2 separate regions of the Homo sapiens genome follow, and region 2 is linked to region 1. The links are chromatin loops, found by intact Hi-C in ENCODE. Cell type or tissue: Caco-2. All regions are shown on one strand.

What was found. A loop is a pair of places that touch in the nucleus more often than their neighbours do. Peaks named below come from ENCODE experiments on the same cell type or tissue, not always from the same donor. Only the 100,000 strongest peaks of a DNase experiment are listed, where the experiment ranks them.
Region 2: a loop joins it to region 1, with 3 times the contacts of the local background. A loop is called at or near these places in 3 of 110 quality-filtered maps.

Annotation. Positions count from the first base shown.
Region 1 is chr11:16,923,556-16,926,055 of GRCh38, reverse strand. The region is part of intron 3 of PLEKHA7 (pleckstrin homology domain containing A7); the gene reads left to right. SNORD147 (small nucleolar RNA, C/D box 147) reads left to right here and starts at 34; the gene lies at 34-118. RefSeq lists an enhancer at 779-1,390. In Caco-2, no CTCF peak of the experiment used is centred here; DNase peaks (open chromatin) are centred at 185, 1,125 and 1,895; H3K4me3 peaks cover 1,672 bases.
Region 2 is chr11:16,861,989-16,864,488 of GRCh38, reverse strand. The region is part of intron 4 of PLEKHA7 (pleckstrin homology domain containing A7); the gene reads left to right. Among named protein-coding and RNA genes, the nearest start is that of SNORD147, 63 kb to the left of the region's middle. In Caco-2, no CTCF peak of the experiment used is centred here; DNase peaks (open chromatin) are centred at 948 and 1,414.

The DNA of each region.
Region 1 (2,500 bases):
CCCGGGTCTCCTGCAGCCTGGTCTTCCCAGCCGATGGGCACTTGCGGCAACGGATGACAGGTCTGCTGGTGTCTGGCTAGACGCCAGAACAGCGCAGTTCTGAGGCCGCAGGTCCTGCCCCTCCGCCCTTTTCCCTCCCCCTCCTCAGCCTCTCTACCCCTCCCACTTGCAGCATCCTCTACGAGGAAAGGAATGTGCTGGGCTCGGACGCGCCGTCCTGGCCGAACGGCAGCACCTGGGGCGCGCTCTGGACCGCTGGGGTCCGCTGTCTGGCGCTGCGCCACGTGCTTTGATCGGTGCTGATGTCAAGTGGGTGTGGGCTCCTCGGAAAGGCCCCGGCGAGGAGGAGGAGGGCGCGCGATGCGCCGCGGGCGAGCTGAGGCCCCGGCGCGCTCCGTAGCCCAGCGCCGCTGACCGGTGGCCCGCCCGGGCTCGCGAAGCAGTCGCATGGAGCCGCGGAGCTGTCCTCCCTGGGACGCGTGCCCCGCCACGCTGGGGGTCTGGCAGGAGCGACCAAGGGGGGCCTGCAGGTGTGTGTGCGCGCTGTAACTTTCGGGGGGTCTGCGGGTTGTCGAGCCGACAGGGCGCAGGGTGCACGGGCTCCTTTTGGGGGTGCTTTGTGTCTGGGCGCGGGCGTGACTGGAGCCGGCTAGTCCCCGGCCAGCCATGAGCGAGGGAGCCGTAGCTGGCCGCTGGAGTTTCTGCAAGAGAATTCATTGAGCCGGCGCCCGGCTTTGGGTTACTCCTCGGGAAGGACGCCAAGGGAGCCGTTGTTGTTTTTAAAAATCGGGTCTCCAAGTACAGACTGCGTTCTTGTTAACAGGATTACCTCAGCAGCAGAGAGCGCCGCTTCCCAAAATCGGCTGTGGTTGGGGACCCCACGGCCCCGCAGGCGTGCGGGCTGCGGGGACAGCAACTGGCCAGCAGTGGAGAGGGTGGGGACCGGGAGGTGGGCAAAGGCGACCCCGCCAAGCGTTCCGCCAAGTGTGCAGGGGCGCCTGCCCTTCCTCTACACCCACACTTGCCAGGAGCCGGCTACGGAGGAGGTAAGGGGTCAGCTTCTCGCCTGTGACAGCTCTGGTTTCAGACACACCTTCCCGGAGGAATGCAGAGGCTTTGTTCCAGGCGCCCGTCCCAGCCCCGAGCCCTGAAGCCCGCGGGCATAGGGCTGGGACTCCGGTGCCATTACTCATCTTTTATGGCAACGCCGGCAAGCTCCTAGGTAGGCAAGTTAATTATTAATGTGTCTAAGCTGGAGAGAGGAAATCTGAAAATGAGATTGGTGGGTTGCAGGCCTCCCCCTTTCTTTTTTGGCTTTGGCAAGGCAAGGTTTAAGCCCAAGGTGTTGCAGTCTATTTCCCTAGAAGGATAAGGGCATTCCCCCAAGGCACCAGCACTGCCCCCGAAGGGTTCCCCTTTCGTTGTCGGTGGGACAGCCCCATCTCCTCCCAGAGGGCAGAAAGGGTGCATCCCTCAGTTTTTAATCTACTTTAGAACCCGTCTGTACCCCTCCTCCTTTGCCTTCCTAAATGCATCTCACTCCCATCCCCTTCCTCAAGGCAGCTTCCAGACCAGGTGTAGGAGACCTGAGTCCTCTCAGCAGGTAGAGTCTGAAACATTCTGAAAAATAGAAAAATGTTGCCCTGTCCCAGCCATGGTGCCTGAAAACCTCCTTGCGTGCTCCGCCAGTGCCCTCGGGTGTATTTTCAGGCCTGGGGGCTGTGGGCAGAGGAAGAGGTGTCTGTCAGGTGTCACCTGACTTGTCTCTCCCAGGCCCCTCAGTAGGAGGGGAGCAGAAAGGTCCAGGTGGGAAATAGAGAAGGTGGAGTGAGGCTCCTCCCTCAGGCAGTTTCAGTTTCCCTCCTGTCCTTATCAGAGAGAGGGTGGGTCTAAGACTGATAGTTGTACAAGGTGTCCTGTTTGTGTGCTGGGGTATTTCTGGGTGGGGCCCTAATGAGTGGGAGTGGAAGGGCCCAGCCTTAAATGGAGGGCTGTGGACCAGGCTGGGCTCTGGGGAGGTGGGAGGGACGGGGGTTGGTTAGAGACAGACCTGAGGAGATTTTTTACCCCAGCCAGGGCCTTAGAATAGTTGTGAAACTCAGCCTTCCTGGTAGCATTGTGCCTTAGAGACCTGGGAAGCTATGTGCTGGCTTAGGATAGAGTTTTCAGTCCTGTTAACGGAAGGGTGGAAGGACTGGACTGTAGAGTAAGTGCGATGAGGAAGATGAGCATGTCTTGGAAGTTGACATTCTGGGGAGTGCAAGAGGCGGCTGAGTTTATGTAAGGCGGGGAGGGGCAAAGGCAAGAAGTGTGGGGAATAGGGTGGGCTTACTGCAGGCAAGGAGCGCAGGAAGGCAGATTTTAGCACTGGGTGTGGGCTGTGTATCAGAGAGGTGCTTCCAGACAGGCTGCTGTGCTCCCTCCCCCTCCTCCCAATTTTCTATCCCCTTTCTCAGTGACTTGGTTTGCTGAGTTCGCCTGCCTCTCTGCTCTGCTCTCC
Region 2 (2,500 bases), 62 kb after region 1:
AGACAGTTTATAGCATCCCTTGTTTCAAGATCTAGAATTTCCTCTTTAACATTAAATGAAGTATTTTACCTCCTAGAATAAGAGTTGGGAGCTTTTAAAATAAATAATATTAATAGTATTGCTAGTATTATTATTATTTTTATAGCTAACACTTAGCACCCTTACTATTAGCAGGTACTTTTCTAAGTGCTTTACATATATTTAATTTTCACAGCAATCCTGTGAGGAAGATACCATTATTATCATGAATACTAAGGCACAGAGAGGTTAAGAGTCTTGCCAAAGGTCACACAGAGAGTAAGTGGTGGAGTCAGGATTTGAATCCAGATAGTCTGGTCCTAGATGCCATGCTTCTAAACACTATGCTATACTGCTTCTCATTTCAGAGGTCTTCTGGGGACAATCTTCTTCCTTGTCCATACTCAGTGCGCTGAGTGAGTAGGCTACTGCTGCAGAGAGATTGTAATTGTATTTGTAGCAATGAAATTTCATCTGTAATAACTTTGCACTTGTTTGAAAGATGCCAAGCCTCCTCAGTAGTCTTTTCTCCAGAAAATGTTCTCAAACCTTTTATCTTGGGGCCTAATTTCCAGTTATTGGATCATTTTGCTCCCTTCTAAGCCTCTTTCCTGATTCTCAGTGACTTTCTTGAATTGTGAGCTTGAAGCCAGACCCTTTCTGGCTAAAAGAGCCACATGCAGGGCCCCTCCTAAAGGGGTAGTCCTTGACACAGAACTTCCAGGACTGTGGTTTTGATGTTTGGTGCCCGTGTACAGGAGTGTTTTCTCCTCAGTGCTGGGCTGCCCAGGGAGCCACTGACGAATGCCTCTGCAGCTCTCGGGGAAGAGGAGAGAAGCGTTCCCGAGCAGTGACGCTAGCATTTGACTGACAGCAGGCTGTGTACACCGATCCCCAGGCTCTGCCAAGCATTTGATGTTGAGGTGGGGCCTAAGGTTGAGAGAAGACAGTATGCGCTTAGGAAGTTCAGGGGCCCGCTTGTGTGCTGAGACGCCAGCTGCAAGGCATGCAAGATCACTTTGGAGGCTCCAAACCTGGAGGGTGCCCTTGCTTGACCTGCCTTTCCCAGCATCCCAGTGAGTTTAGCTTGTTGTTTCCATTGGGGTCTGAGCAGCCTTCAGTTTTCTCATTGGATTATTTGGAAAAGAAACACAAGTTGGAATTTCCTGGAATGTTGTGAGCGGTGTTTGGAGGATAGCACTTAAAGAAGATACTGTCTTTCCAAAGGTAAGAATTATCTTCCAGATCTTTGACCTCTTTGCTAAAGGCGGTTCATTTTGCAGGTTGCAGGGTGAGACTCATCTATGGCATGTGCTGATTATGGGTTCGGGGGCGGGGTATCACTTGCTGCTAGGAGATGGCTGTCTCCTATTCCTTCTGCAGCTACAAGTTGGTAAAGCTGGCGTGAGATTTAGAGCACTGGAGAGGGGAGTTGCTCCTAAACTCCCACAGGAGTCTGTCCTGTTGCTCATCTGCTGAGCCCTGGGCTGTGAGGCTGATGCTTTGCTGTCTGCAGCTGACATAGCCAGCACCTTGTCTCTAGATGCTGGCAGTCTTGGGCTAGCTTTGCCTGTTGTATTTGGTTGCCATGGTAGCAGAAAAATGAGGAAAAATGGAAACACCTGGCAAGCAGATGCAGAAACTTGACTGTTCAGTTTTCTTCCCTGGACTAGGAGACAGTGTCTATGATAGTCGCACGTAGGGGAAGAGATGGTGATGGGGTCTTTAGTTCATTCAAACACCTGGGTGTTGGCTGGGCCTTTGGTATTGCTGTTTTGAAGGGCATCAGCACTGGGGATGCAGTCATTGCCACACAGCAACCATGTCTTTGGCTCTGTCTTTGGCTCTGTCTGTGCTGGGCAAAAATGCTGCAGTGGTGGCTTTGCTGTGTGAGGAAGGGAAGCTGCTTCCTGTAAGTAGTAATTTTGTTTCTTCCTGTGACTTCCCTTCTTGTCCTCTTCTTTTACCTCCTGCTAGTCTTGGATGTGCTCAGATCTCCAGTAAAAAATATCATTATGTAATGAGAGAAGTAGCTGCTTGTTAAGCTAGGAGGAGCAGATAGGCTAGAAGAGGGCTCACCAAAGGCACTGGTTAGAAGAGACTGGTCCAGGGTCATACAACAGAAAAGGACTTGTGCCAGGTTCGGGGCAATACTCCGATTTGGGGAACAGGCATGGGGAGGTGGGGATGGCGGCACACAGTGCTTATGGGTTATTTTCATGCCAAGTGAGAGGCTGCTGTTTGGGCTGGTTTCTAGCTCCTGGGGTAGAGTGGGGTGAGGAACTGCAGCCTGTGTTCAAGAAAGGACTTGAGGGGGAAGGAGAAGGAACACAATAAGCCATAGTTGAGTAGTGAGACCACAGTTGCTGAATGAAAACCCGTGTCAGACAGCCTCCCCCAGGCTGTTGGGAGTTTACAGTGAGCGTTGGCGGTCTGTCTGTGTGTGTCTCTTTCTCTGAGAAGAGGGGGTGTGGAGGGAGGT